2 separate regions of the Homo sapiens genome follow, and region 1 is linked to region 2. Evidence: read pairs that join two places in POLR2A ChIA-PET (ENCODE). Cell type or tissue: A673. All regions are shown on one strand. Each heading gives the region's core, and the rest is flanking DNA. Links, peaks and the distances in the headings are about the cores only. Region 1 overlaps ARHGAP35 (Rho GTPase activating protein 35). Region 2 overlaps ARHGAP35 (Rho GTPase activating protein 35).

Region 1 (16,116 bases), core at 6,560-9,059, 97 kb after region 2:
CAGGGGGAGGGAAAGCATACACAGATAAAAACTAGTTAAATGGCATCTCACAGCCAAGCTATCTTGACAGCTCTCATCTGTCAGCAGGATCACTGGACAATGATGTTCTTCAAGGAGACAGGTAAGTCTCTAGGGGCTAATGATAACCTAAGTGCATGCAAGTATAATCAGAATGATAACAATCAATGCCTACCCTTGGAATGGGCACTCAAATTCAACAGCTGAGAAAGCCAACGTATCTGCTGCCAGGGAATCTAGATCGCCTGGATCCCCACAGCCTTACGCGTTCTTCACATGTATACTCTTGCTCTCCTAGAGCAGCAAGTTATCTTTTAAAGAACAGATTTGATCATTTTTTTTGTGTGAGACAGAGTCTAAGCTCTGTCACCCAGGCTGGAGTGCAGTGGCGCGATCTCGGCTCACTGCAACCTCTGCCTCCCGGGTTCAAGTGATTCTCCTGCTCCAGCCTTCCAAGTAGCTGGAACTACAGGCACGCGTCACCATGCCTAGCTAATTTTTGTATTTTTAGTGGAGATGGGGTGTCACCATGTTGGCCAGGCTGGTCTCGAACTCCTGACCTCAAGTGATCCACCTGCCTCGGCCTCCCGAAGTGCTGGGATTACAGGGGTGAGCCACTATGCCTGGCCTGCTCTTATATTAAACCCTCAAATTCTTATTCCCTATGTGATCTCATCTCCACCATTCTGCCTTTTTCTCACTAGCCACTGTAGCCTTCCTTGGGTTCCCTGGATGCCCTCATTTATTTATTCTCATTCGCCCATTCAATCATTCAATGAAAATTACTGAGCAAGCACCTACTACTGTGCCAGGCACTGTACTAGGCATGTGGATACAGCAATGAACAAAAGAGACAAAGATGCCTGCCTCATGGAACTTAAATTCTAGCAGAGGGAAACAGACAATTACAAAGCAAACTTAGGAGGGAAATAGAATGGGGAGAAAGCCCCGGCACGTGGTAGAGGAGTATGCACAGAGCTGAAAGGGATGGCCAGAGCAGGTCCCACTGAGCAGGAGGCGTGGGAGCAGCCATGAGGGAGGCAAGGGAGTTAAGAATCTGGGCATCTGGGGGACAGCATTCCAGGCAGCTGAACAGCAACTGCAAGGGCCCTAAGGCCGAGGAATGTTTTTTTTTTCTTTAATTTCTATTTCTCATTAAATTGTTAACTCCAAAAAGATGGGGATTTAATGTCTTATCTATTCTGCTCCTCATGTGACCTCAGCACCACACACACTGCTGGCTCAATAAATACCTCCTAAATGGAATTAATGAATTAGTGTCCAAAGAAAAAACCAAAAACCTGTCCACAAGTAATTTAAGTATTACCTCAAGTTATCAAGGCCCTGCAGAACTTGTTGCACAGGTTTCAAATTGGCTAATAAAGGCTGGGCATGGTGGCTCACGCCTGTAATCCCAACAGTTTGGGAGGCCAAGGTGGGCGGATCACTTGAGGCCACGAGTTCGAGACCAGCCTGGCCAACAGGGCAAAACTCCGTCTCTACTACAAATACAAAAATTACCCAGGTGTGGTGGCACATGCCTGTAATTCCAGCTACTTGGGAGGCTGAGGCAGAGAATCACTTAAACCTGGGAGGAGGAGGCTGCAGTGAGCCGAGATTGCACCACTGCACTCCAACTTGGGTGACAGAGTGAGACTCCATCTCAAAAAAAAAAAAAAAAACCCAAAAAACAAAAAACAAATTTATGAATAAAGTTTATGATCAAAGTGAATTTAATGCCACTTCAAGGAAGATCCTAACAATACCATGATGAGTCTAACTTATCAAGGCATTATCCCAGAGAAGTAAAAGCATAAAAAAGAGAGAACTAAGACCTTTTCAAGAGCATAAGGTAATCAACAAATTCAATTTATATAGAAAAATCAACAGAAAATCAGAATTCATTATTTATTCCAATTACTTGCCCCAAGCCATTGACAGGTACATCAGTTAAAAGCTTGTTTTGAATGAACTGTTTATCTCCAACTCCACTACCATAGCCTCAGTTCTTAAGACAGAAACAATTCATTCAAGACAACTTTGTCTTGAATGTACAGGTTTTTACCACAGTCCTCAAGCCCTTAAAGCTTGAGCTATCATAAGAGTTTCCTCATTGGTCTATCCCAGCTCAAATCACTGTGTAAAGTGCTATGGGTTAATCTTCTTCTTTTTTTTTTTGTTTTTGTTTTTGTTTTTGTTTTTTTTTGTACAGGGTCTCACTCTGTCACCCAGGCTGGAGTGTAGTGGCGCGATTATGGCTCACCACAGCCTCAACCTCCCAGGCTCAAGCGATCCTCCCGCTGCAGTTACCTGAGTAGCTGGGACTAGATGTGTGGGTGTGCTACCATGCCCGGCTAATTTTTGTATTTTTTTTGTAGAGACAAGGTTTCACCATGTTGGCCAGGCTGGTCTGGAACTCCTGGGCTCAAATGATTGCCAGCCTCAGCCTCCCAAAATGTTGGGATTACAGGCGTGAGCTACCACACCCAACATGGGTTAATTGTAAGACAGCTTTTACTACCACAATCTCAATCCAATTTGAACCCAACCTTATTTTCTACCTTCATTTCTAGCTATCCTTCAAAAAGAACTCTATGGTCCAGCTAAGCTATTCTCTGAACATGCCATGAGCATTCCTGCCTCCACACCACCACTCTGGCTATCCCCTTATCTGGAATGCCACTGTGCCTCTTCTCCACCTCTCTGAATGTTATCAGTGTAAAATAATGCCTTCTCTGCCCATCTCCGTTATGAGAAATGCATCACCCAAGCAATTACAGCATTCATTTGGTCAAACGCGCCCTTCTACATTCTCCTCCGTATCAGCAGAACTGAAAGCCTGCACACTACATTTCCCAGACTCCTTTGCCAGCTGGCTTCCACAGTTAGGTTTTCAAAGGCTGGAGATTGGTTGGCAAGTGGAAGGATAACACCACTTTTTTCCTGTTACTGCTCTGTCTTGGGGAGCAGCAGCAGCAGGAGCAGTGAACAACTATGGAAGAATGCAGGCAACTACACACACCGCAGGTTCCAGCACATCAGCGCAGTTTTGGCTTCTGGGTTCCTGGTGAACTGCAGCAATACAGCTCCAACAGCAGCAGCAGCAGCAGCAGCAGCAGCAGCAGCAGCTCATCTGTGCATGGAGGCTCCTGGGTTCTAGCCCACAGGCAGCTTTCTCATCTCTGGATAACAACCCTCTTCTGCATTTTGCTCCTCCCAAGCCTTTCCAGCACCTTTGTAATAAATCCCTTGCATTTAAGTCCCTTCCTGCTGGAACTATCTAGAGTGGTTTCTACTTTCCTGATTGGACAATAACTGATACAATAACAGAGAATGAGGAAATAAAAACAGCAATATTAACTAAGATGGAAAATGAAATATAAAATGACAAAGGAATGAGGACTAGCAATTTTAAAAAATATCCCAGAAAATGAAATTCCAGAAAATTTCTCCCTAGGTATATTCCAATTAATTTTTGAGTTCTAAAAATGAAGATGCTAGTTGGCTGTGTATTTAGTTGTTTTTCTTTTTAATTTTTTAGGAAAGTCAATAAGTATATTTTTTTGACTAAATCGAGTTTTTGTGGAATTGGGAGAATCCTTCCTTTATGTTTCCTCAGAACCTTACACACAGAGGGCACTTCTTTTTGTTTTTTTTTTTTTTTGAGACGGAGTCTCGCATTGTAGCCAGGCTGGAGTGCAGTGGCGCGATCTCGGCTCACTTCAACCTCTGCCTCCCAGGTTCAAGTGATTCTCCTGGCTCAGCCTCCCAAGTAGCTGGGATTACAGGCATGCGCCACCATGCCCGGCTAATTTTTGTATTTTTAGTAGAGACAGGGTTTCACCATGTTAGCCGAACTCCTGACCTCAGGTGATCCACCTACCTCGGCCTCCAAAAGTAGGCACTTCTTAGGTAACGTATCTGCCTGGTGACTGGTATAAGGCTTTGGAATTCACAGATTGGGAATGAAAACCATGTAAATGGTCACTCTAATTCTAAAAAGCAACTTGAAAACAAATCTCATCCAAAGCACTCAGCAAAGGATTCCAAAGCCCTTTCAGCCCTGAAATGTAGCCACTGGTGAGGGAAGGTGGAAGAAGTTCAACTGACACATGGGGCAGAGATTTTTGCCTCTTCCTTGTCAAAGCTCCCCTTGACCCTGTAAAGGCTGTTTCTAAGTTTCTGTAGGGCCTCTTTTTTTTTTTTTTTGGTTAAAGATCTAGCCTGAAAATCCCATTACAAAAACTGCCTAGAACACAGTTTACCTTTCTTGGAAAGATGAAGAACCAAGTTAATCCAGAATACACTCAAATCCCCTGGCTCTTGAAAGTCTCAGTTTTCAACCTGCTTGGAGATTGTTTAGACAAATCTCTAAGTCTTAACTAAAATTCATTTTCAGGTATTATATTAAGCCAAGATAAATAGAAAGTGTTGGAGGTCGTAAAAAAAAAAAAAAAGACAAAATAAACCCACTACCTTCAAGGGTTAACAACTACTAAAACTATACTTATGGCCCTTCATCACTGCATTTGCTAACCCAGCTTTCCATTAACAAAAAATGCCTCATGAAATGGACACCTTGGAGAAAATAAGTGCACCCCAATAAGTGCACAAAGCAGCTTGACTCTTGCTGATTTCCAGGATGACTGATGAAAATGGGCCATCAGTTGTTGTCATTTTCATACTTCCTTTGACAACATGCTGAAGGCTGGGCGCGATGGCTCACGCCTGTAACCCCAGCACTTTGGGAGGCTGAGGCGGGTGGATTGTTTGAGTTTAGGAGTTCAAGACCAGTCTGGCAACATGGCAAAACCCTATCTCTACCAAAAAAAAAAAAAAAAAAATTAGCCAGGTGTGGTGGCATGCGCTTGTAGTCCCAGCTACTTGGGAGGCTGAGGTGGGAGGATCCCTTGAGCCTGGGAGGCGGAGGTTGCAGTGAGCTAAGATCGCGCCAATGCACTCCAGACTGAGTGACAGAACAAGAAGCTGTCTCAAAAGAAAGAAAGAAAAAAAGACAACATGCCCAGTAGATAAATGCTTGAACATTTTTAGCTGGTCCATTATTACTTCTAAAAACCTTACCATAGGAAATCATGCCCTACAATCCATATTAAGCATTTCTCACAGTAACCCAACAGAGCAGCTACTATTATAATCCCCATTTTACAGATGAGAAAACAGGCTTGCAGAGGTCAAGAGACTCGTTCAAGATCACCCGGCTTAGTATGGCCCCAGCTGCCTGCCTCTGAGGCCCACACACGTGGCTTAACCCCAATACTGCACTGCTGCAAAGCCAGAATGGACAAAAACAGCTGCTGCACAGCGTGAGCTTTCTGGAGAAAACAGAAGCTACAACTGCTCTAATCCACTTGCTCTTTTACCAAAGCTCTCCACTGTGAGGGAAACAGTCTCTTATGTACCTAGATGCAAAACTTCATAATATATTTCCCACAATATTTTGTATATGTACCTTATGCTGCTCAAAGTACTATTACAAAACTTGCCTTCTTAGCTTTTATTTGAGACAGGGACTTGCTGTTGCCCAGGTTGGAGTGCAGGTGCAGTGGCGCAATAACCACTCACTGCAGCCTTGACCTCCCGGGCTCCGGTGATACACCTCAGCTGGGACTACAGGTGCACACCATCACGCCTGGCTAATTTTTTGTAGAAACAGGGTTTCACCATGTTGCCTAGGCTGGTCTGAACTCCTGAGTTCAAGTGATCCTCCCACCTAGGCCTCCCAAAGTGCTTGGGATTACAGGTGTGAGCCACTGTGCTGGGCTTCCTTATAGCTTTTTTTTTGAGACGGGGTTTCATTCTTGTCACCGAGGATGGAGTGCAGTGGCGCGATCTTGGCTCACTGAAACCTCTGCTTCCTGGGTTTAAGCGATTCTCCTGCCTCAGCCTCCCGAGTAGCTGGGACTACAGGCATGTGCCACTAAGCCCAGCCAATTACGTATTTTTAGTAGAGATGGGGTTTCACCATGTTGGCCAGGCTGGTCTCAAACTCTTGACCTCAGGAGATCCGCCTGCCTCAGCCTCCCAAAGTGCTGGGATTACAGGCATGAGCCACCGCACCTGGCCTTCCTCACAGATTTTTAAATCCACCCGGGAAGGGTAAGTATTCTCTTCATTTCACAGACAAGGGCATTGGGACCTGGAGACTAAATTATTTGCCCAAAGTCAGAGGATTCAATATGCTCTCTCCTCAATAGGATTACTGATATCACCCAAGCCTCACAGAAGAACAGAATTTCTGCCAGAGTTAACCATAAAGACCATTTCTAATTGATGGGAAATGGTCGCCTTTCAACTTCAGTAACTTGCAATTAAGGATATCATTTTACTTGCCTGAGCATTAAATTGTGAGAAAACACCAACGTGCACTTTTCTTAATTTCCCAAACCATAGAAGGGATAAGATGCTATAAGATTTTGCCCGGCTGGGCGCGGTGGCTCACGCCTGTAATCCCAGCACTTTGGGAGGCCGAGGCGGGTGGATCACGAGGTCAGGAGATCGAAGACTATCCTGGCTAACACGGTGAAACCCCGCCTCTACTAACAATACAAAAAAATTAGCCGGGCGTGGTGGTGAGCGCCTGTAGTCCCAGCTACTCGGGAGGCTGAAGCAGGAGAATGGCGTGAACCCGGGAGGTGGAGCTTGCAGTGAGCCGAGATCGCGCCACTGGACTCCAGCCTGGGTGACAGAGCGAGACTCCGTCTCAAAAAAAAAAAAAAAAGATTTTGCCCTTAAATTTCAGCTTTTTTCCCCCTCATCCAATTGCAAAAATTCATTTCTATTTACACAGAAAGTATACCTTTAAAAAAAAGTTACCAAAAAAATATGAAGCTCACTATTCTGGAAATACTCTTTCAAGGCTTCAGGAAAAGTACCTTTCCTACCAACTAGCAGTATTCACATAAATCCTAAGGGTCTGGCCCTCCTATAAGGATGATGATAAGTTAAATACTATGGGAAGAAAATCAGTCTCAAATTTAAAGGAATTAAAATGCCTGTAGTAAAAATCAGTGAGTAGGTGAAAATCTAGAAAATCTCTCTCTATTATCTCAATCTCAAGGACCATTACAAAACGGCAGAGTAAGACATGACATAGGAGACAGCAGAAAAAGATACATGGCTTTCCTTTCACTAAAAGTATGGCCGGGCGTGGTGGCTTGCACCTGTAATCCCAGCATTTTGGGAGGCTGAGGCGGGCAGATCACCTGAGGTCAGGAGTTCTAGACCAGCCTGGTCAACATGGTGAAATCCCATCTCCAATAAAAATACAAAAATTAGCTGGGTGTGGTGGCACATACCTGTAGTCCCAGCTACTCGAGAGGCTGAGGCAGGAGAATCGCTTGAACCCAGGAGGCAGAGGTTACAGTGAGCAGAGATCGTGCCACTGCACTCCAGCCTGGGCAACAGAGCGACTCCGTCTCCAAAAAAAAAAAAAAAAAAACCAAAAAACAGGATAGAGTGTAAACCAAAGTCAATTACATCTAAAGTTTTTCAAAGGAAAAAATAAAAACTGCTCCAAGGAATGAGTCATAAAGTGATATTTATAAATCAAGAATATCTTAGAAATTTCACATCATTGATCCACTCTCAAAAACTAACCTCAAGGTAAGAATCTCACTTCATCAAGTTATTTTTTCTAAGTTCACCAGATCTAAAGAAAGCTTGACTTTGTCCATGAGCTTCCAAGTAGTGTGGAAAATAATTTTCCTTGAAATCCACAGGCAAGGGATTGCATCCTAATTGCATCATTTGCTCTTTGTTTTGAGGATACTGGAGATAATTCTAAGGACAAGGGAGAGAGTTGTGCTTAAAAATACTCAGCCTAATCACAAAATGGAACCACTTCAAGAACAACTGCACCCTGAATTTATGGTAAAAAAAAATCCCAAATCAGTAGAGAAGTTTGGTTTTTCCCTGACAAGCAGCCTTCACCAATATAAAGTTGTATTTAAGAATAATGGCAGAGACAGTTTGAAATCTTAAAAAAAAAAAAAAAAAAAGAGAAAGAACGAACGAACGAACTTATGTTAAGGCAGAAACAAAATATCCAAAATATCCATAAATAAATGGACTTCCCCCCCAATACATTTTTCACTGGTGAAGATGATATTACAAACCTACATCCCAATCTAGCTAAAGGATCACTTATTGAAAGATTTAAGTCCCCAAATCTACCTAAACCCTGGGATCATTAGTTCATACTCCTATTGGTACAATTCAATTTTAAACTTTTAAAAAACCTAAGTCAAAACCAAGGGGGGCAAAACCAAGGGGGGAGAGAAGTATTCATAATAAACAAGGTAAGTGTGTTTTATAATCTTTAAAGTGCTTTCTCATTTGATCCTCAAAACAATCCCAAGCAGAAGTTGGTGCCCATTCTTCAGATGACAGAATCACAGCATTTTAAGGCTAGAAAGGACTAACTTCCCACCCAATGCTTCCCACTAGAAAAGAAGGGGTCTTGTCTGGTGGCAACCTACTATATTCCCAGGACCTAGAGTAGTACCTGGTATACGGTAGATGCTCATCAACATCACCTCTATTATATGTTCAAAAAGTCCAACCCGAACAGTTTTTGAAGGTGTTAACTCCAGTCCAGAAGTGATATGACCTGGCCAAGACCTTATGGCTGGCTACCTGTTCCCCACACTCCTGCTTCCTAACTCAGGGCAGGCTCCTCCCCCTATTCAGGTTGTCAGTGAAACTCTAAGGGTTTCCCAAGCTCCCCCGCAGAATTCACTGGTATCTGAAAATTTTAATTTATAGCCTTCTCCCTTACACAGGTGTTTGTTTCCTTCATATGTATCACTCTTCACTTAGTTCCACAACCCTTTATTTAGCACCTACCATGTGCAAAGGACCATGACGGTGAAGGATCCGAAGATGAGAGTCAGTGCTCTCCAGGGAGTTATAAGCTGATGAGAACTCTAAAAGGCAACACCAGGAAGCTCTGATGCATGGAGAACTGGACTTACAAATGTTGGGAGAAGAGATACTCTAGGCAGAGGGACCTCATGAACATACAAAGCCTGAACACAGTGTTCAGGAAAAAGCAAGTGGTCCGGCCTGATTGCAAGGTACAGTGCAGAGACGCCCCAACTCAGAATCAACCTATGGAAAGAACTATGAGGACAAGCAGCTAACAATTATTTAGGTGGTTTCTTACTTCTTACTTCCTCCTGATACCACTTTCCTTTATACTTGTCCCACCTACTCCTGGCAGAAAAAAAAAAAAAAAAAGCAGCCAACAAAAACTTCTGAATATTCTCCCTGTATCTTCATTACATACTTCGTACTTTAGAAAATTGCTCTCAGTAATATCTTATTATAATGGACAATTTCAGGATCAAAGGTACCAACTGTGGCTCCATACCCACCCAACAGGTCCATTAACCAATTTTTTTTTTTTTTTTTTTTTGAGACAGGGTTTCACTGTTACCCAGGCTGGAGTACAGTGGCGTGATCATGGCTCACTACAGCCTAGACTTCCCTCCAGTGATCCTCCCACCTCAACCTCCCAAGTAGCTAGGACTACAGGTGTGTGCCAGCACACCTGGCTTTTTTTTTTTCTTTTTTTTTTTTTTGAGACAAAGTCTCGCTCTGTCGCCCAGGCTAGGTGCAGTGGTGCGATCTCGGCTCACTGCAACCTTTGCCTCCCGGGTTCAAGTGATTCTCCTACCTCAGTCTCCCAAGTAGCTTGGATTACAACAGGCATGCCACCAGGCCTGGCTAATTTTTCTTTTTTTTTTTTTTTTTTTTTTTTAGTAGAGACAGGGTTTCACTACGTTGGCCAGGCTGGTCTCGAACTCCTGACCTCAGTGATCTGCCTGCCTCGGCCTTCCAAAGTGCTGGGATTACGGTTGTGAGTCACTGTGCCCGGCCAACACCTGGCTAATTTTTGTATTTTCGGTAAAGACAGGATTTCATCACGTTGCCCAGGCTGGTCTCGAACTCCTGAACTCAAGCAATCTGCCTGCCTCGGCTTCCCAAAGTGGTGGGATTAAGGCGTGAGCCATCGCGCCTGGCCAGTTAACCAATTCTTAATCTTTTGGCAGTTAAGAATCCCTTTGACAATCTGATAAAAACTTGAACACTTTCTCCCAGAAAATAGAATGGACTTACACAAAAAATTCAGGAACCCTGGATTAAGAACCTTTGCCCTGGCCGGGCACAGTGGCTCATGCCTGTAATCCCAGCACTTTGGGAGGCTCAGGCGGGCAGATCACGATGTCAAGAGATTGAGACCATCCTGGCCAACATGGTGAAACTCCGTCTCTACTGAAAATACAAAAATTAGCTGGGCATGGTGGTGCTAGCCTGTAGTCCCAGCTACTTGGGAGGCTGAGGAAGGAGAATCGCTTGAACCCGGGAGGCGGAGGTTGCAGTGAGCCGAGATTGCACCACTGCACTCCAGCCTGGTTACAGAGCGAGACTCCATCTAAAAAAAAAAAACAAAAAAAAAAAACTTGCCCTAGCAAAAAGCCTAAGAAAAGTGGCCAAAAATGAGAGATTGAGCCACTGTTTCTAACTAGGAATTCCAAACTCCCCCATTCACATAAGTAGAATACTCCTTCTTCTGCACAACATAATAATTATCCTTAATGAATCAATAAAGTGAGGGAATTCCTCCATGGTTTATAATCCTCACCTGCTAGTAACAATACAACTTCCATTTATTGGGCTCTACTATGTGGCAGAAGTCCTGGAGGGCGGGTGATAGTTATATCCCCATTTTGTACATCAGAAAACCAAGGCTCAGAGGTATCAACTGACCTGGCCAAGGCTACCCAGATGGAAAGTGGCAGAGCTGGGTTTGGAACTCTGGTATTTTGATTTCCAAAGCCCAACTATCCTACCTCCCACCAGAGGGAAGCTTATTACCATACTGACTACTGGGAGACAGCAAAGAATATTGCCAAAGAGCCACAACCCAATCATTTCCATCTGCTCTTCTAGTAAGTAAACAGTCCAGTCCAAGGGTCCAGTCCAGTATTACACACCCTCTGGGCATCCAATAAATACCTCCTGAGTGACTAAGGGCAAACAGAACCGTATACTGTTGTCGACAGAAAAGTAGAGAAATAGAGTCAATAGTTTTTAAGTGAGTTCCATTTGAATACATGTGTCACAGCTACAGCCTCAGTCACTGTCGTGTTTCCAACTGTACCTCTCCAGTTTGGCAAAGGCCCCAAACACCTAATCTGTTACACCCTCTCATGCAAAGGTTTGCAACCCATCAATGAGCTAATGAGATGAATCAACAGTGAAATTTCAATGAAACATAGTCTAGATAACCTCTCCTGTGTTCCTGTTCTACCCTGTATATCCTCTATGACTTTGGCCATGACACTATATAATAGCTGTTCCCAGGAGACTAACAGCTACCATTTCTGAGCACTTACATGTGTATCACTAAAAGCCTCTAAGGGCCAGGATCTGGTCATTTCATCTCTCTATGACCACTGCCCAGCATGGGCCTCAGCATATAAATACATGACAAATGAATGAATACTTGCACCTAGAAATACAGTAATCATTATTTCAAATAGAAAGACATTTTTACTAAACAATGACAGAAAAGATGAAGATTTAAGAGCCATAATACCCAAGCTTCCAAAAAAGAAAGCTTACATACTCCTCCTTAGATGTTCAACAATAGAGTTCTTTGCATCAAGGACCCCTCCAAATAAGTATCAGGGAAAAATAAAAGGCAGGTCTCAATCTAGAACAGTAAAGTAAAACGGAGACAAAATGAGGCCATGGGGCTCAGTGTTACTCTAAGCCAGTGGTTGTAGTCTTTTTTGGGTCATGGATTCCTTTGAGAATTTGATGAAATCTACAAATTCTCTCTCTGCAGAAAATATACAGACCCCAAAATTCAGCATATACTCATTCTGAAAGCATCATAGACACCCCTGACCCAACCCCTTAAGGGTCTACAGAACCTCAAGTTCCTATAACCTTTGCTTAGAATCTGCACGTCTAGCCATGTCTCACTAGAGGCAACCCAAAACACTAACCATTTAGTTTTTCAGCGGTCACACTGTTAAAGAAAGCTGAAGCAATGGCTTTAGTACTTGTAATGTTTCACCACCCACCACAATGGCCTCTACTCTTTTTTTTTTTTTTTTTTTTTGAGACGGAGTCTCGCTCTGTCGCCCAGGCTGGAGTGCAGTGGCGGGATCTCGGCTCACTGCAAGCTCCGAATGGCCTCTACTCTTGTTTCCTGATTCATGTGGTTGAGCCACAGTAACACACTGTGGGGTGAGGATATTCTATTTTCCCCTACTAGAAAGTAAGAAATTCAAAAGCAGGAGCCATGTCTGATAGTGCTATGTATACCACCTAAGGCGGTGCACATTTTATATAATTAATCGCTGTTGATTGGTTTACTAAAGAACGGTTCTTTGTCTTTGTTTTTGTTTTTTTGAGATGGAGTTTCACTCGTCACCCAGGCTGGAGTGCAGTGGTGCGATCTTAGCTCACTGCAACCTCCACCTCCCAGGTTCAAGGGATTCTCCTGCCTCAGCCTCCTGAGTAGCTGGGACTACAGGCACACGCCACCACACCAACTTTTGTATTTTTAGTAGAGACAGGGTTTCACCATGTCGGCCAGGATGGTCTTGATCTACTGACCTCGTGAACTGCCCACCTCAGCCTCCCAAAGTGCTGGGATTACAGGTGTGAGCCACAGCGCCTGGCCATGCCTGGCTAATTTTTTGTATTTTTAGTAGAGACAGGGGTTTCATCATGTTGGCCAGGCTGGTCTCGAACTCCTGACCTTGGGTGATCCACCTGCCTCGGCCTCCCAAAGTGCAGGGGTTACAGGTGTGAGCCACCATGCCCAGTCCAAGAACAGGGTTTTTTGTTTTGCTTTGTTTTGTTTTGAGACGGAGTCTCGCTCTGCCACCCAGGCTGGAGTGCAGTGGCGTGATCTTGGCTCACTGCAACCTCCACCCCAGTGATTCTCCTGCCTCAGCCTCCTGAGTAGCTGGTACTACAGGCACGTGCCACCACCCCTGCCTAATTTTTTTTTTTTTTTTTTTTTTGTATTTTTAGTAGAGACAGAGTTTCACCGTGTTAGCCAGGATGGTCTCGATCTCCTGGCCTAGTGATCTGCCCGCCTCAGCCTCCCAAAGTGCTGGGATTACAGGCATAAGCCACCACACCCGGCCAAAGAACAGGTTTTAAACAACCTACACATTATCTTTTATGGTAAAATGAGCTGTAAATTCACATAGTACAGGAAAAGATAATGCTACATAACTAAGCAGATTTTAAAAAACAAAACATTTTCCTAAATTGGACCCCTGGGACCTTGAAATATAAGAATAAGCCTTACAAAATGTGCTTTCTCACCTTTATGGTGCTGAGTTTGTCTCCCTGGCAGGGATTTGGCCATCTACAGCATATATGCTGGTACAGAGCAAACCACAGCCACCGTTACCCAAGGGCATGAGGGAAGCTGCTGCCAGTGGAGCCTAAGAAGGTGTGAGCAGGAGCCTTACTTCTTGTTGTGGGGTGTGTGTGTGTGTGTGTGTGTGTGTGTGTGTATAAAATCAATATTTTATATATATATATATATATATATATATATATATATATATATATATATATATATATATTATTGATTGAGGCCGGGTGCGGTGGCTTACGCCTGTAACCCCAGCACTTTGGGAGGCCGAGGTGGGCGGATCACAAGGTCAGGAGATCGAGACCATCCTGGCTAACATGGTGAAACCCCGTCTCTACTAAAAATACAAAAAAATTAGCCAGGCGTGGTGGCGGGCGCCTGTAGTCCCAGCTACTCAGGAGGCTGAGGCAGGAGAATGGCATGAACCCAGGAGGCGGAGCTTGCAGTAAGCCGAGATCGTGCCACTGCACTCCAGCCTGGGCAACAGAGCAAGACTCCGTCTCAGAAAAAAAAAAAAAAGGCAAAGTACTAAGTACCAGCACAATGAGGGTTCCACTCAGCAGGCAAACTCAGACAAGACACTGACTTCTGTGGGTCAGGGAAGGCTTCCTGAAAAAAATAAAATCTAAGCCAGAGACCTAAAGAATGAAAAGGAATTAGTCAAGCTGCATTTTTTGTTTTTTAGGTGATCTTTATGTATTTTGTTTTTGGTTCGGTCGGGGAGGGTGTAGCAGGAGAATACCCCGATGAGAAGTGTATGAAACGGCCCAGAAGCATGGATTTTGGGGAGAGTTAGTCATTCCACATGGTTAGAGCACTGAGTTGAAGGAGGGAAGTGGGCAGATAAGCAGAACTTCTAGAGGCCCTTAGAGAGAAGCCCTACTTATGAACACACTCCCTTGGTGAAGTCACAGCCCTTGGAAGCTCTTGCTAGTCACAGCTTCTATTTCAATTTCTTACTCTGGAATAATTTTAGATATACAAAAAAGCTGCAGATGTTACAGAGTCCTCACATACCCTTCACCCAGCTTCCCCTAATGTTCACATAACCATGGTGTATTTGTCAAAACTAAGAAATTAGCACAAAAAACTAAACTACAGACTTTCAGATTTTACCAGTTTTTCTATTTATTGCCTTTTCTGTACCAGGATCCAATCCAAGATCCCACATTCCAGTTAATTCAAAGGCTTTTAAAAATTCCTTTCTTTACTTTGGAGCACCACGGTTTTATCATTTTCATCAGTTTCCATATATGCTCCCCCACCCCCCATCTTCACCAACCCACTGAGAAGGTAAATATATCCTTTCAGTAACGAGTAGAAGGTACCAAAACTGATGATGTGGAGTACAAACAACTGTTAGGGAGTCAAGAAAATTTAACAAACATGAGACGGATGTACACATGCATACATACACCCACACCAGTTACAAAATGAACCTGGCCTAAGATGCTGCTTCCACTATCAAAGAGAAAAGAAACTCAAAATTCAAGCAGACATGTTTCTGCTTTTTCAGTTTTGCTAGTAGTAAATCCTTTTTAATCTCTCTCTCTTTAAAGATCCCAACCAACCCAAGAAGTCAAGACAAAATCACCTGAACACTCAATCCATCCTTAAAATTCTAGCAAAATCATCTGGGATTTGGGAAGGGAGAAAACAGTGATTCATCCTCTTTCCCACATTTTCACTAAGGATTCTTAAGCATTAGGATAGAAATTCAATCATATCGCAACAATCATTATAAAGACACTTTTACCAGTATTAGTCATACTTCTTTCTGTTACATTTATAACCTGCATTCTAAGCCTCCTCCATCTCCTAAAACTCCCAAATCTACAACAACCTTGAGTAACGCCCGATCCCTAGAATCAAGGGTGAATCACTGTAATGATAATAAAAACTGGCAATTTATCCTACAGTTAAAAAATACAACTATTAACAACGGTTTTCCCTGGGAGGAAGACTTTAAGGAATACTTTAACTTTCCTTGTATTTCAGCTAGTGAAAGCATTTAACAAATACATAAAGAGCACAGCCCTATGTCAGAATTAGAAGTAGGAAAAAAAGAAAAGAAAAAAAAAACCTCCCTTACGGAGCATAGTCTAGATCTGCACTACTTTGGCCATTTAAAGTTAAACTAATAATAATAAAAATTTTAAATTTAGTTTCTCAGCCCCACTAGCTACATTTCAAGTAGCAACACGTGACTGGTGGTTACCATAATGAATAACACAGAAAGTTATATTAGACAAGGCTGATGTAAAAGAAGACCTGATGCTAATTCAACCTTGGAAACAGAGAGGAGGCATTTGAAATGAGCAGCATTAAGGCAAGCACTCCAGGACGGACGACGACAACATAAACCACTGGCCTCCCTGCAGCATCATGCAGTACCCAATCTCCAAGGCTCTTCCCCGAAGTCAAAAGCAAAATACTTCAAGGAGGCATTAGAGAAATGAAATGGGTGACAGGCTTTGATTGTACTTTAAGATAAGCTTAATACCCTAAAATTTAAAAATCACATTATAAAAATCTATTTATAGCTGGGTGCAGTGGCACACACTTGTAGCCCCAGCTACTCAGGAGCCTGAGGCGGGAGGATTGCTTGAGCCTGGGAATTCGAGTCCAGCCTGGGCAACATAGTGAGAACTCATCTCTAAAAAGGT
Region 2 (16,116 bases), core at 8,873-11,372:
CCTCCCTCCCGGCAGAGGCGGGCACAGAGTGGAATCTTGAGGTCTGTAGTTTTCTTTCTGTGGTTTCTTCCTTTTTAATTACTGGAAGGGTTTTTCCATTTTTTCTCCTAGTGTTCCTTTGTTTGCCAGGGAATGTTTCGGGAAGGCTGTGGAGTGGGACGGTGGGGATGAAGCGGGGAGTCCCACACTCTCTGGGTCCAGGCACAAAGCTATCCTCCGTTGTTCTGATCTGCAGAGCCAGCGCCCTCAGCAGGTACCTAGTGGTGGCAGAGCCGTGGCCTACACGTTCCCAAGGAGGCCGCCAGCCGGGCTGTACCCTTACCTTGGGGGTGTGTGCAGATGGAAGGTGGGAAGAGACAGACCAACAGGAAGTGTTCTCTTCAGGGGTTGCCAGCCCCACCCTGAATCTCAGAGCATCCTCCTCCCCGGCAAAGGCCAGGGCACTGTCCCGACCATGGGCTCTGTACAAGCAGAGGGAGGCACCCGGAGGCTGGTGTGAGCAGCTACGTGGGGTGGTGGTCCAGGGAACAGAGGGAGGGCACTGGAGCCATTGCCTGCCTAGTTCAGTCCTCAAATGGGTCCAAGCCAGCTCAGGTCTGCAGCGCCAGGCCCAGGGTACCTGGCAGCCCAGCCGATGGTACCATTGGCTGGTGCTCCCACTGAGGTCTTGAGAAGGTAATGGGGAGAGCCACTTGCCCCTGCCTCTGTCCCCAGTGGACTTGGTTTTGTTCAAGGCCAAATGCCACCCCGTCAGAGAGAGGACCGGTTCTCCTGTCGCCCCAGGTCTTGGTGGCTCACAGCGTGTGTTCGGCTTGAAGCTGGGAGGGAAGCAGTGGCTGCATTGGGGACTGGGGGGTGGGTGGAGGCGACTGTGGGGGCGACGGCTGACTTGTGACAGGCGTGGAAGTGAGGAAGGGGACGGTGGAAGCCACGGCAGAGGGGGAGCTGGGCCTGGCGCCGGGGGGCTCGGTGATGGGCCGATTGTAGAAGAAGAAGGGGCACTGCTGGATAAAGAGTTCAATGATTGTCTGGTAGGTGCGCGTGGCTGTGAGGGCGTCCATAGTGCTGAAATCAGGTCTCATCAAGGTGGGCCAGAAGCAGATGGAGAGGTTCTCGCTGGTCATGAGATTCACCTTGTTGTTGTGGCTGACCCTGCGGGCGACACCAAACTCAATGGTCAGAACTGTGCAGGGCCCCACCTGGCCCTGGGCGCTCATGGTCTTCAGCACCCAGGCTGAGCCCACCTTTCTTCCCTCAGGTGGAGCAGAAAAGGCCATGCGCAGCTCTCTGTACCCTGCCCTGCCTGGGAGGCTGCGCCCTCAGTGTCCTCTCCCCTCCAGCCCAGTGCCTCTACATGGCCAACCTCGGAAAGGCTGCCTGGAGCCCCGCAAACCCCTGGGGGTGGATGGACCACCTCAGGGACTCACTCTGCAGCCAGCCAAAGCAGTGGCGGTGCTCCGGCTGTGACGAGGGAGGGAGGCTGAGTGTCCTAAGCCAGAGCGCCATCAGAGGCCACTCGGCCAGCAGATCTCCTCCACACACATGGAACTTCAGGGAACAACCATACGGCCTCCCGCCTGCGGCTGTGCTCCATGCCGGAGGCTGGCTGTCTCCTGCAGCACATCTCTCGAGGTGCAGTGTCCCGGTTCTCCCCAGCTGGGAACGTGAATGCTGTGAGAGGACTTTCAGGGACTCTGAGGTGTTTTTGATTCAGGAGAAGATTTCTGGAGCATCAGTACCAACCAGAAGATCTTCTCTCTCTGCCAGCTTTGGGACACAGGCCTACAAGAGGCCCCATGCCCGCTGGAGCTAAGTGCCCTATCTGGTGTTAGGCAGGTTTGAGGCCACGTGGGCTGCCCTCAGACAGGAGCAGGAGGGAGGCCTGAGGATGGGCGAGAGGCAGAGGCTCTGGGCACCGAGACCAGCGGGCACCATGGGAGGCCAGCCAGCACCCCTTCCAGGCCAGGGCCTGAGGCTTCTACTGGCTTGTGGACAGAGCCTTGTTCTGCGACACACTGACCCTGGCTGTCAATTTTCAGGAGGAAAAACCAACCAGAAGGCCCTGCGACTTACTTGTTTAGGTGAGAGATGACATACTTGAAGACTTCGTGGTTTTCCTTTGGAAATTTCTTTAATACCTCCTTAAGGGCATGCAACTTCTGCTCCCGGTCGTTGATTTCTGAGGAGAGAGAAAACCAAAGCCTTGCCTTTCATGGCCGAGGCTGGTGGCCACCCCAGGGCGTGCTCTGTGATGGGCCTTCTCTGAGGACAGCCCAGGGCTTTTGGATGACACTAACCCCACTCTTTCCCCCAAAGCCTGTGCCCAAGGCTGGCACACCTGGCAGTGGCACTGGCCCAGGGGTCTGGCCCACCTCTGTGTCCCAGGCCCCCGCTGAAGGGCGGCACTGTGTGCCTGGGGCTTCCTGGCCCCCACCACCCAAGACAGAACAATCTGGAGACACTCCGCCATAAAGAACACCATTCTTTGCTCATCCGGTTGCCCCTGGAGACAGGCATCCCTACGCAGAAAGCCTGCTTGCTTCCTGACCAGATGGAGACGGGCGGCCGCTGCCACCCACCCACGCCAACAGGCCTTCGAGGGAGGGAGTCAGTCGGTCATGAGACCAAGGCTCTGTCCTTTTCCTAGAGACACAGGGACCGTCCACACATCCCCGTTGGAGGGGCTGATGGAAACAGTGGGGGAATTCTTATGCACTTCACCAAAGGAACTACGCACCCCCTTTTCCCCCAACGCCCACACTTTGCCTATCATGGAATCCTAATGTCCTGGGGGAGGGAAAACAACTGCCTGGAATGCAGCTTGTAACCCGCGCCAGGCCCAGTTCCATGAGTCCCCACAATCGTGTGAGGCAGGAACTCGTCACCCCATTTTGAGGATGAAGTATCTGAGTTTAGAAGTTGCAGAGCTGGGACTGGCTGTGGGGCCTGAGCTGTGGCCACTGGGCTTGCCATCCCCGAGTGGGTGTGGCCCACCTTGACTGGGAAGGGCATCGGGGCTGGTGAGGCACAAACGTCCCAGAGCCCACCTGGAGCCCAGCTGGCTAAGACAGATTTCTCTGTGCAGGGAAAGATGCCCCCATGTTTCCTTCGTGGACTCCAGGGCTCAGAAGAACCACAGGAGGGTCTCACGAAGGAGATGGCAGCGACCTCACAGCTGGCGGCTGTGGGGGTGGTGAAGAGAGGCCTGTTAAAGCGCAGATGATTGCTAATGGGCCCGGGGGCTCGGGCTCCTTTGGGATAGATGATGGTGCCAGACCGTCTCGGCCGGAGACATATGTGTGCCATTCTGCTGATGAATCCGGGAGGGGTGCGGACTCCCTGAACCAAGTATTCTTTTCTTTCTTTTTTCTTTTTTTTTTTGAGACGGAGTCTCACTCTGTCACCCAGGCTGGAGTGCAGTGGTGCGATGTCGGCTCACTGCAAGCTCCGCCTCCTGAGTTCACACCATTCTCCTGCCTCAGCCTCCCAAGTAGCTGGGATTACAGGTGCCCGCCACCACGCCGGCTAATTTTTTCGTATTTTTAGTAGAGACGGGGTTTCACCGTGTTAGCTAGGATGGTCTCGATCTCCTGACCTCGTGATCCACCCACCTGAGCCTCCCAAAGTGCTGGGATTACAGGCGTGAGTCACCGCGCCCAGCCCTGAAGCAAGCATTCTTTGGGAAACCCATAGCTTCCTAGTCACCTTGCAGCAGGTGACGTACCCAGAGGGTCAGAGTTGGGGGAGTTGCACAAGCACCCTGGTGAGAGTGAGACTTGGAAGAGCAGACAGAATGCCAATGACGGGCACGCTGAGCAGGGAGGAAGGTCCTGTGGTGGTCTGGAGTCCAGATCCTGACTCAGATGGCCCTGGTACAAATCCGGCCTCTCGCGTCAACCGTGTCACCTTGGGCAAGTGACACCTTAGGGTGAGTCTCCTTGTCTGTAAAAGGGGCTGTGGACAGTGCCTCCTTCATTCGGTGACACCTGGCAATTAAATGAAGAGTTCACAGCTGGACACAAAATAAGGGCACCTGGGAGCCAGTCTACTCGCAGGAGCCTGTGGGGAAGGGAGGCCGCAGGGCTGGAAGGGACAGAGCTCCAGGAGCTCTCCCGGGCAGCCTAATGAGGAGGAATGAAACCTGGCAAATCTGTGGCCTTGAGAGTGTGACTTGATAAGAGCAGTGTCTTGGTAACATCTGTCTATCAGAAATGACTAAAAAAGTCCTGGGAGCTAGTTATTGGGCTATGAGCAGCTTCATCTCTCTGAATCCAAGGTTTATTTTAAGGGTTCCACCTCAAGGGCACTTTCTTTTTTTCTTTTTTTGAAATGGAGTCTCGCTCTGTTGCCCAGGCTGGAGTGCAGTGGCGTGATCTCAGCTCACTGCAACCTCTGCCTCCCAGGTTTAAGCGATTCTCCTGCCTCAGCCTCCCAAGTAGCTGGGATTACAGGTGCCCACCACCACGCCTGCTAATTTTTGTATTTTTACTAGAGACGGGGTTTCATCACGTTGTCCAGGCTGGTCTGGAACTCCTGACCTCAGGTGATCCACCCGCCTCGGCCTCCCAAAATGCTGGGATTACAGGCGTGAGCCACCGCACCCGGCCATGGGCACACTCTTTTCTACGACCTTGAGTCTTCAAACAATTCATTGTCATTTTACAATAAAATGTTTACATAAACAAAGTAAACTGCTGTAGGGAGGACAGAAGACCGTATTAGAAAACACAAGCAGCATGTGTGTGGTGTAAAGCTTCACTTAATAAAATCGTCATGCCCCCTTCCAGCTGCTAGCTTGGCACAGGAGGACACAGGTCTCTCCGTAGGTGCCTGCACGACCCAAACACAGCTGTGTTTGTCTTAATTAGGCATCGAGTGGTAGCACCTTTACATAAGAGCTGGGTCTCATCCCGTCCTCTGGCTGGAGGCAGGAAACGGGGCTGGCAAAGCCTAGGTCTGCCAGAGATGCCTGCTCTCCTTCCTATCTGATGAGTAGCAAGGCGGGTGGTTTTGTTTCTTCTTCAGGGGGTGGGGAGGGGCAGGGGTGGGAGTTACAAAGCCTGCATTGATAATAATTTAGGGGCCGGGCGCGGTGGCTCAGGCCTGTAATCCCAGCACTTGGGAGGCTGAGGTGGGTGGATCACTTGAAGTCAGGGGTTTGAGACCAGCCTGGCCAACATGCCAAACCCCATCTCTACTAAAAATACAAAAATTAGCCAGGTCTGGTGGCGTGTGCCTATAATCCCAGCTATTTGGGAGGCTGAGGCAGAAGGATCACTTGAACTTGGGAGATGGAGGTTGCAGTGAGCCAAGATCGTGCCACTGTGCTCCAGCCTGGGTGACAGAGCAAGACTCCATCTCAAAAAGAAAAAAAATAAATTTAGGGGCTGCCCCCTAGAATCCCAGCCTCCTTCTGCATATGCACCTCAGCCGAACGCCTAGTGAGGAGCGGGTGGCCAGTCTCCTCGCCTGCTCCCCTCCCCACTGGCTGCCTGGTCCAGGTGCTCCTGAGTACTGAGCAGCACTAGGAGCTCGCTGGGCAGAGGTCAAGGAGGGCGAGAGGCCCTTCTGCTCAAGTCTGGCCCACACTAAAAGCAAGGTCGACCTTGTGAACATCCTTTGACTCAGCCCCATTCACCTCTTTCCTTAAGCAAAGCTTGCCCTCACCCCTCTAGGGCCTCTCTGGGGAGGGACCTACTCTAGGCTCCAGCTGCAGCCTCTTCACATGGCAAAGGCACCAGTAGCTGCTTAGGTTTGGGTGCTGCCCAAGTGCTGGCAGGACAGCTTCACAGTGCTCTGTGCATGGCCCTGACCGCAGACCCGAGTGGAAGGTGGGGCTGGGCGTTACCCATATGGTGGCTGAGAAACCCACTCCAGAGGCCAAGAGAAGGCCACAAGGCTGGTGATGGCAAAGGTGGATGGGACCCAGGCCTGTCTCCCAGCTTAGCCCATCTGCTCTGGGTCCCCGCCTCCCTGCACGCGGCAGAGCCCTCTCTGACTGTAGTAATCCTCTGACAGGACAGGGGATGGGGGGCCTCCAGGGTGCTGGCTTCACCAGCTAGGACACTTTTTTTCTTTTTGTGAGATGGAGTCTCACTGTATTGCCCAGGCTGGAGTGCAGTGGCACGATCTCGGCTCACTGCAACCTCCACCTCCCAGATTCAAGCAATTCTCCTGCCTCAGCCTCCTGAGTAGCTGGGATTACAGGCCCAGCTAATTTTTGTATTTTTAGTAGAGACGGGGTTTCACCGTGTTGGTCAGGCTGGTCTCGAACTCCTGACCTCATGATCTGCCCGCCTTGGCCTCCCAAAGTGCTGGGATTACAGGTATGAGCCACTGTACCCAGTCACACTGTACCCAGCCTTTTTTCTATACCCACCCTCCCCTGACTCAGGACTGGGGGAGGCACCAGCAGTGTCTGTGCCCTGTGTGGCATTTTCAGCTGCCCTGGTTGGAACCAGGCACAGGTCCCTCAACAGTCCTCAGCGAGGGAGGAGGTGACTCTGACCCAGAGGCAGGTGAGCATGAGAAGGGCTGGGCTGAGCACGTGGGGATGGGTGAGGTTGTGTGGTGACAGCGCCCCATTCTTGCCTTGTCAGACAATGCGAATTCTTTCATTCTCGGATTTGGGAGGCCCCTCCTCCTTGGGTCATTTGTTCATCCGCAGTGGGTGGGAGGAGCAGATATTTACGGGGACCCGCTCCTGCCTGGGTACTATTTTACACACTGGGGATGCAGTAGGGGACAAAAACCAAATTCCCTGCCGCTTACGGTCTAGTGGAAAGAGGGGAAAGGACCCAGTGGGTGCCTCTCTAGTCTAGGAGCTCTGGGCCGGCTCCTCGAGGCCTTCCTGGCCCTGCCTCTGTTTCCCCTCCTGACCACCATCCTCATCCCCGGCGAGTTCACGGCGCCTCTGGCTGGCTGCTACTTGCTGAGCACGGTGCTGACTGGGCTATCCCGCTCCAACCTGGGCCTGGGTGTGGTCAAGCACAGACTCCCGAGGCTCCAAGCCAGAGGCCTGGGGAACAAGCTGGTGGCCAAGAGCCAGCCCAGCCCGTGCACCCTGGACACCTTCTACCCTATGGTGCTGCCGAAGGCTGGGGCCACAGTCTGTGTGGACCTGGTCACAGGGCAGCGGCACACTCAGGGCAGCCACTCACCATCTTCAGTGGAGCCCTGCTGTACAGGGACCCCCAGCTTCAATAGGTAGCCCGCCCGGCCAGGTGTCTACACTGGCCAAAGAAACAGCAGGGGCAATGGGCTCCCTGGTGTCCCTACTGGGACAGGGCCGTCAGGGCACCCAGCCCTGGGTGAGCTGCTGCAACCCGGACCCGCCATGGTACAGGTGCCCAGGGTGGCTTCTCCCCACACCTGGCGTGTGCTGGTTTGTGGATTCCCAGGTCCGCTCGTCCAGACTTTTGGTGTAACCTCCACCCCCTTCAGAGTCCCCTCAGGACCCAGACTGTGGAGGGCCCGATCCTCACATCCTCTGCTCCCTCAGCCTGCCCTTTGGGAGTCAAGACACTTAGTTTTTTCTAACAACAACAACAACAACAAACAACCCATCCTGCTCCAGTGTGTGGTCAGGGGTAGACAGGAGTCCAGGGGCGTGGGCCGGGAGAGAAGGTGGCCTATGGAGGAGACCCCAGCCTCCACACTGCGCTCACCCCTTTGCTTGGCTTGGCTCCAGGTGGCTCTGCTCTTGCTCAGGGGGCGTGGGCTGGGAGCTGCACCTCTTCCTGGGACATCATACTTTTGAACTTAGGGGCCATCGACTGAGACAACAAGAAACGTCCAAGGGAGGCATTTTTGGGCCAGTTGAACCAAGACAGCCTGGACACAGATCCAGCAATTTAGTACAATAGAGACCCCAAGAACTCAGGAGGGAGGGGAGGGGACAGACAGAGGGCACAGGGACCTTACCGATTAGCTTCCCATACCTCTTACAAAACAGACACACCAGGCCTCACAAAGCCAGAATACCGGTCCAAGGTCAAACAAAGTGGCGGCAGAGACCCTGTTCCCAAAGAACACTCCTGCCCTGGCTGTGCTGCGCCACTTGCCATCACTGGCAGCCAGGCTGCCAACCAAGCTCTAGGCCTGGGTCTGCTGCTGCCAGCTCGGTGCCTGGAGGAAAGTCCCTGCTGGCCGCCGCTGACCATCTGCACGCCTGCATCGCCAGGAAAGGGAAAGCCCGGCTCAAGGTCACAGCCCTTCAGTGATCACGCAGGCTCGTCCGGCGTCGGCTCTCCCCGCCCCAGGTGGTAAACAACTCCAAGGCCAAGACCTCACTCTGCAGGGCTCAGGATGGAGAATCCAAGCTGTCCTTCCCCTGGAGACACGGCTTTGCAATCACCTGTTGAATGTCCTGTCCCACCAGACTGAGCCTGGGACCACATATGTGTGTGCCCACTGCCATCTGTCCCTGTCCACACGGGGCCTGGCTAGCTGTGAAATTAATGACCCCGTACGTGGGTGTGAGAAGCACCCCCGTGCCCTCGGGCAGCTATGTGGACAGATCAAAGGAAGGCAGGATCCCAGAACCAGTAACGTCCCAAGGCAGCTGGTGAACAAGAGCCCAGAGAGCAGCAGGGCCGTCCCCTGGTAACCTAGGCTGCACTGTTATCTCTAGCCCCAACAGTCTCATCTGTCAAATGGAAAGGCCGAGACAATGAGCTGGCATCCTGAACCATGTTCGGGTCACACATCCCCTTCAACAATGTGATGAAAATGACTGGTCTCTCCTTAAATTAAAAAGACTGAATTTTGTGAGCTATTACAGGGAGTTAATGCGGACCCTGGAGCCACAGGTCCTTTGGTCCTGACCCTCTGGCTTGAGACGGAGCCAGCTCTAGCACCCCTTCCAGCACAAAAGCCATAGGACAGGGCCTGTGGACACCAGCTGGACGGGGTCGACTCCAGATAGGCAGGGAGGAGGGAGTCACAGAGACGGGGAGAAACCAGGCAAGAGCGACTCTTGAAGGTGGGGGTGGGCTACAGGTAGGAGACAGAACAGGCAGCGCAAGCCTTTTCTTCTGCCTCCTGAAACCCTGGCCCATCTCCCCTGTGAAGCCCTCTTCCTCGCGCCTTCCTTGCTGGGGTTTGTGCACTTCAAGCTCAGCTTTGCTCTGTCTTCAGAGAACTTCATTTGCACCCACGTACGCAGGGACTCAAGCCCCGGCTTGCCACTCCCTAGCGGTGTGACCCTGGGCAGGCTGTATCACCTCTGAGAAGCTGTTTCCTTCTCTGTAAAATGGAGATGTATTATAATACCATCTTCCTCAAAGGAAGATCAGTGGTGGGAATCAAGTGCCTCGTGGAGAGCCGGGCCCAGCCTAGGCAGGCACACAGGCCATGGGCGGTGCGGTTGCTGCTGCTGTTCATTTCTGAATCTCCCACGTGTCACCTTGAGTGTGGGAGGAAAATAACTGGCAAATAATCACAAACGTCTCTATTTTGCGAGTACATTTTCAGCAGTGTTCAATATTGTGAAATTCTGGAGCTAACAAAACCATTTGCTAGTGACCTTGATATTTGTTGTGATGGGATTTGAAACTGGTTCCAAGGCCTGAACATATAGAGACACAATTGCTCTCAGGGATTAAGTAGAAAGAACTGGTCAAGTTGATGTAGCCATGGAAACCCCAGCCAGTCTGGGAAGAGCTACTTTGGGGCACAATCATCTTTTTTCCATAATATCCCTTAACACTACTAACTTTTGCACTGCCTGGTATCTGCGGCTCAGTTGAACCTGGCCCTGCAACATCCACAGCCCAGCTTTTCAGTCAACTGCTATGGCCGGGAGAGGTGCCATGTCAGCAAGATCTTCTCCTCTCCCACCCGCTTCGGTCAGGTTCAAGACAACGGAGCCCCCGCTGAGTACCGTCGGGGACAGGAAACACACAATGGGAAGAGGAAGTGGGAAACCTCCACCCTTTCCCAGGCTGCTGCAGTAGCAGCGGCCAGAAGCCACCTCCTGAGCAGTGGAAGCTGGGTGAGAGCTGCTGTGGGAAGGGTGGCTGATTCCCTATCAATAGCACCTCCCGTTCCTGCCGGCCCCACAACCCTACACAAAAAGGTGCTGTGTCAGCAGTTCCCGCAGAAACAATGGGGTTCTGCCGGGTGGCAGGATTTCACGCACCTCTAGATGGCGCCAAGTCAAGACAAATGCAGACAGGAATTCCCGGCTTCCAGCAAACTGGGTATCAGTCTACGCCTTCCTCTTTTCCTAACTTCCACTGTGAGACAAGCTTCCGTGGAAAGAAAGCTGGCTCCAGAATAGAGATTTCCCATGCGACTTCACATCTGTGCCTGCCTGGAGCCTGCTGGAGAAGTGACTGCTGGGAAAGCCTCTATCTTCAGACAGCAGGATCAGGGGAGAAGCCTGCAACTGTCCCCACCCACTAACTCCCCTGGAGAAACCCTGACTCCCGTCTTCAGAAAGCAGGCTACTCTATGACCCTCCCAGGAGTACCACGCTCTCCTGCCCCATCCCTGTGGGCTTAGATAGGGTCAGGAGCTGTGAACAATTCCAGTCAGCTAAGAGAGTGTGGACAGAATAAGGTGAAGGTGGCATCCAGATTGTGAAAACAGACACCATAGGAAGTGCAGACCCTGGAAGGATGAGCTTGGAGGCCCCGCAGCCCTGTCACTATTGAGGCTCTGACAGTTCAGGGGTGGGCTTCTTGCACACCTGTCTCCTTCAGATGCTACTAAGAGTCAGTGACCCAGGACTCGGGGCCATGCTGATCCATCACCTCCCTCAAATTTCTGCCTACACCATCAGGCTTGTGAATAAATTGTGCTTGTTTAAAGCTCCCTCTTTAGAGGTGGGCAGTGACAAGATGAGACTAATGTCTTGCCCCTGAGGAACACGTCTCCTTTCCTCTTCCCCACCCTCTGGTTGCTGGATCACAGGTGGCTGTGATCTCTGGGCAGCTAGCAGAGACACTCCCTTCTGCAGCTGCACAGCAAGGGCTGCTGCTGGGTCTTGGCCTGCCAGAGGCACAAAGCAGGAAGGCTGCTGATGACTTAAAAGGTAGTGAGGGCCACATGGTGGGACGCTCTGAGAGGTCAGGCATCCTCTGTGGTACTACACAAAGTCCAGGGAAAGGCTGGCCAGTGAGAAGGCTCGCCCATCTGGACAAACACCTCTACAGAGAGGCAGGCTGGGGCAGGAACAACTGATGAGGCAAGGTGGCATGGCACACAGGATACCATTAAAACCAGAGGTGCTAATTTGCTACAGCATCAAATGATTACTTGGCCAGGGCCACTGGAGTCATCTCTTTCCCTCCAGAGGCCGGCTTCCTAAGAGGCTGTAGGACCCTAGACCCATGTTAACTTCATTACATGAGAGGTAGGAGAAGACAGGTAAGAAGAGGGGAAAGAAAAATAAGACCTACTATTAAATAGGCTATTCACAGCCTCACTTCTAGGCCTTTCCGAATAGAATTTCATCCGCAGGAGTAGGGATGGTAACAACGGCAGGACACAAGGGGCAGGGAAGGTTAAGTCGGCCACAAGCGAAGGAGCCAAGTCTGACACCGAAACCATGCTCTTAACTAATGAGAGTTTGGGGGAAACCTGCAACTCTCTTGGTGTAACCCTCAGATAAGCACCTAAGGTCTACAAGGGCAGGAGCCCGATTTGCAAGTCCCATTGCTGTCATCTGGTTAATTCCCTTGCCCTCTGTCCTTCAAACCTCAGCTCTAACAGCCAGCATCCATTCTGAGGGCAGGACCTATTCTTCCAGTGCCAAGCCCTTTCTCCCTCAATCCGCCCAACACTGGGCTGCCGGTACTCACTGTGTGCTTCCACCAAGTCGATCTGCATGTTATACGGGACCAGGGGGTCAGGCAGTTCTGAGAAAAAGCTCTTCATGGCACCAGCCACGGTATTCACCGTAAAGTCTTTCTCTGCCAGGTCCAGGTTGTGGTCTGAAAGGAAGTCAGGAGAGTGAGGCCAAACCATTCTAAGCCAGGCAGAAGCATCAGGACAACTCGGGGCTCAGGAGAGGCTAGAGAAACCTCAAGGAGCCAGAGACGGCCTCAGGACTGGCAAGGATTGGAGGGGTGGGACTTGTGAGCGCTAACGCGAGTTCTGAGGTTCAGGCATGGGCTGGCCCCAGCACCTCTTTCCGAGACTGCTGAACTGCCCCTTCTACCACTCTCGGGGCAGGGGTGCTACCCCCACATGCTGGTTTTTGGTGCCAGGAGCTTGCCTTCATCTGGCTTTGATATGCTGTTGCCTCTTCCTTACTCCCTTCCCATCACAGAAGAAGGAGGCGGCTTTCCTAAAGGGTGGCTCGCTTTCCAGGTAGGTCACAAAGATGTTAGCAACCACTGTGACTGCTGCCTCCATCCTTGTCCCCTATGGTGGGAGGGCAAATAGGCTCATTTTTTCTCTCTCTGGCCCTTCCCAGCCACAGGCACCGCTGACCCATGTCATGCTTTCCTTCTCATTGCATACATACTTCAGTGCGTTCCTGATGACGAAGAAATCTCTACAGATGGACAGTACCAGGTTCCACTATGGGGGAGGTAAGCTGGTACAGGATCTCCCATATATACAAATGCATCCCACACTGGGGGCTCTACCCTCACTTTGGCCTCGTGTCTCCCACAGATTAGCAGGCGTTTCCCTGTCCTGCGGTCCCCTCTGCCTGCTGCCGGCCAGCTGAGCCCGACTGCGGTGCTGCAAGGCGCAAGGGCCGCCCACCTGGGAAGTGGGTGTGGTGTCCACTCTGGGTGGTGCCTCCTGCCCTGGCTGCTGATAGATGGGAATGTGCCCTGCTCTGGTGCTTTTGCTTCTGGCACTGGGGGACGTGGCTTCTCATCCCACAGTGTGGGCAATTCCAAGAGGTAGTTTGGCTGCCTGACTTTAGGCCTCTTGAAGCTGGCTCAGCTTAGGAGAAGGGAGTCCCTGCCAAGAGCTATGTAACTTGGGTCTCTGTCCCAAGGGCTCAGCTCCTCACACGATGGTCCCTCACTTTCTCTGGTGCTGGGACTTTGTGAGGAGGGTAGATCTGAGGCCCTGGCAAAACAGGATCACATCTCAACCCGACTTGTATATCATGTGCCTGCAACTAGCTCTGCATGGGAAAACAGGCAAAGCTCTTCAGTGTGGTGAGGGAGGCATGTGCCCGGGCAACCTGGAAGAGCATCTGTGAGTGGCAGTGTGGGGAGTGGCCTACATGACCCAGCTTGGGCAGGGATGGTGCTTCGGTTCACTGACAGGACCCGGTCCCCTCCTCCCCGCTGCAGCCACACATGGTCTCTTTCTCAGTCTCAGCACCTCGTGGCTTTGGGTCTGTGCTGGCAGGAGTGCTCCGAAGCCCCACAGACAGTTCACCGAGGCAGCTGTGTCTGCCTTGACCAGCTCTGGCCTCGGATGCCTGGCCAGGCTGCACTTTACCTTGATCAAACTGTCTCTGCAGACTCTCCATCTCAGACTTGTTCCCGCTGACCCGGTAGATGCCTTCCGTGCTCAGTCCTGAGGAGAAACAGGCAGGGTCTTAGGAGCAGGAACTGGAGAGCAGAGAATGAGGAGGGCTGGGCTCGAAGACAAGGAGAAAGCCAGGGAAAGTCCATGAGGTGCCCACCACAAGAGAGGAGCAGGCCTCAGCACACTCTCGTTTGATTTTTCTAGATGCTTCAACCCATCTGACCTCCATTTTCTTTTTCACTTAAAAATTTTAAAGTATTTGTTTTTTGGTAAAAATGGAAAGACTATAGAAGCACAGCAGCTAAAGATAACTTCTGTTCATATTTTGATGTATACTCTTGAGTTTTTCATTTTCATTTAAAAAACAGAGGTAGTATATATTTTAACCCAATTACTTTCACTTACAAAGTATGTTGTGAATTTATTTTAATCACTTCAAGTTCTTATTCTTTTACATGATTTTAAAGACACCAAAGTATATGATCACTGTAAGAATAGTCATGCTGTTAATCATACAGGGTTGGCTGGGAGCGGTGGCTCACGCCTGTAATCCCAGCACTTTGGAAGGCTGAGGCAGGAGGATCACTTGAGGTCAGGAGTTCGAGACCAGCCTGGCCAACATAGTGAAACCCCATCTCTACTAAAAATACAAAATCAGCTGGGTGTGGTGGTGCGCGCCTGTAATCTAAGCTACTTGGGAGGCTGAGGCAGGAGAATTGCTTGAACCCAGGAAGCGGAGGTTGCAGTGAGCTGAGATTGCGTCACTGCACTCCAGCCTGGGTGACAGGTGAGACTCTCTCAAAAAAAAAAAAAAAAAAGAAAAAAAAGAAAAAAAAAAGTGATACAGGGTTTTCCAAGTTTTTACTGTTAGAAAATTAACTTGCGCAGGGTGTGGTGGCTCACGCCTGTAATCCCAGCACTTGGCTCATGCTTGTAATCCCAGCACTTTGGGAGGTCGAGGTGGGTGGATAGCCTGAGGTCAGGAGTTCGAGACCAGCCTGACCAACATGGAGAAACCCCATCTCTACTAAAAGTACAAAATTAGGTGGGTGTGGTGGCACATGCCTATAATCCCAGCTACTCGGGAGGCTGAGGCAGAAGAATTGCTTGAACCCAGGAGGTGGAGGTTGTGGTGAGCCAAGATCGTGCCACTGCACTCCAGCCTGGGCAACAAGAGCAAAACTCTGTCTGAAAATAAATAAATAAATAAATAAAATTAACTCACAAGTATGTTTTTTTGACAACTAGTAAAAGCTTAACAGATTACTGGAAATAGGTATTTCTTACTTTGTGAATATCGTATTCATGTTCTTGTTAATTTTCCTAGTGTTCTTATTTTGAACTTGAGAAAGTCTATGAATATTAAGTAATTATATCAACGTTATATATGTTTACATTTTTCCTTTTTGTTATCTGTCTTCTAATTTTGTTTACTGAATTTGTTGAAGTATATAATTCAAAAATTTTAGGCTTTCAAGACCAGCCATTTCCTTTATGATGTCTTCCTTGGTTTTTATGCTTAGAATAGGTTTTTCCTATTCCTGTATCAGCTATTGTTTTTTTTCCTTCTAGTTCTTTTTATCAGTTAAAAAAATCATTTCATTCTGTGATCATTCTGGAACTTATTTGGTGTATAGTGTGATACAAGAAAAAAAGTAGTAAAAGTCAATTAAATACGTAAGTTAGAATAAAATATCAAGGGAAGGATGGGCTCCCACTCCCTCCCCATCCTACCGTGGGCAGAGGAGCACTGTTCAGCTTAGAGTGGATTCCAAGCTGTCTACTGAGTCCACTCACCCTGTCCTGGGAACGAAGTCCACTGTGAGCCATCAAGATCTCAAGGACTTTGTCGAAAGGACAGTGAAGTCACTGTGAAAACTGACATGGGGTCTCATGGCTAAAGCAACCCTGGGTCCCTTCTGAAGACTGGCTTTGAGCGACTCTGTCTTGCTGAAGGTGCACAGAGGAAGCACTGTGGGTGCTGCCCCTGGACAACAGAAACAGTGCCGACAGTAGAGAGCACCGGGCCCTGGAGTCAGTCAGGCTTCCGAGAGCCACGTGTTGGTTGTTATTGTCACTGCTACCTCTGGAGAGACAGCCATCAGGCAAGATAAAAGCAACTGGCCTGCCTGTTTTCTGGGGGTCCCAGACTTCTTGAGGCTTCAAGAACACTGGAGCAAGAGGCATCAATTCTCTGGCTTAAAAGCTGTTAATTGCACCAAGGCCCTTTCCCCGAGAGAAAAGGAGGTTAATGGACCAACCCCAGGGACATCCTACCAAGCAACGCCTAGTTACAAAGGAGCTGCCACTGCTGTACTCGCCTGGGAGAGTGCTGGCACTTTCCATATCAGAGTGGTCACACGCTGTGCACTGAGCTAGGTGCTTTGTCCCCATCCACCATTTGCTTGTTTATTAAATAAACGATGATGCCATTTAATCTCCCACACCTCATGGGAAGAGCTATTGGGTAGGTAGAGAATACACACATGAGGAAACTAAGATTCAGAAAGGTGAAGTCCTTGCCCCAGATCATAGCTGCTAAGAGGCAGAGTGGTCTGAGTCCGGGGACTCTGCCACTGTCCTGCCTCCTTAGTGTTCCAGAAGACACCTGGCTCAAGCTTCTGCTGCTTCCTATTAATCCACCAGGCTGGGGTACAGACCACAGCACCC

What was found. ChIA-PET counts read pairs that join two places held together with the same protein. Peaks named below come from ENCODE experiments on the same cell type or tissue, not always from the same donor. Only the 100,000 strongest peaks of a DNase experiment are listed, where the experiment ranks them.
Region 1: POLR2A ChIA-PET joins it to region 2 with 12 read pairs; 8 of 35 experiments call an interaction of 5 or more read pairs at or near these places.

The regions. Positions count from the first base shown.
Region 1 is chr19:46,885,807-46,901,922 of GRCh38, reverse strand. The region is part of intron 1 of ARHGAP35 (Rho GTPase activating protein 35); the gene reads right to left. Among named protein-coding and RNA genes, the nearest start is that of ARHGAP35, 33 kb to the right of the region's middle. RefSeq lists a silencer at 8,849-8,928. In A673, for the core only: no CTCF peak of the experiment used is centred there; a DNase peak (open chromatin) is centred at 7,782; H3K27ac peaks cover 2,297 bases.
Region 2 is chr19:46,985,367-47,001,482 of GRCh38, reverse strand. ARHGAP35 (Rho GTPase activating protein 35) reads right to left here. Exons shown (of 7, transcript NM_004491.5): 4 at 13,417-13,494; 5 at 11,808-11,939; 6 at 2,074-2,179; 7 at 1-1,152. The coding sequence ends at 795. Among named protein-coding and RNA genes, the nearest start is that of NPAS1, 26 kb to the left of the region's middle. In A673, for the core only: a CTCF peak has its summit at 10,126 (motif pointing right); a DNase peak (open chromatin) is centred at 10,032; H3K4me3 peaks cover 347 bases; H3K27ac peaks cover 2,229 bases.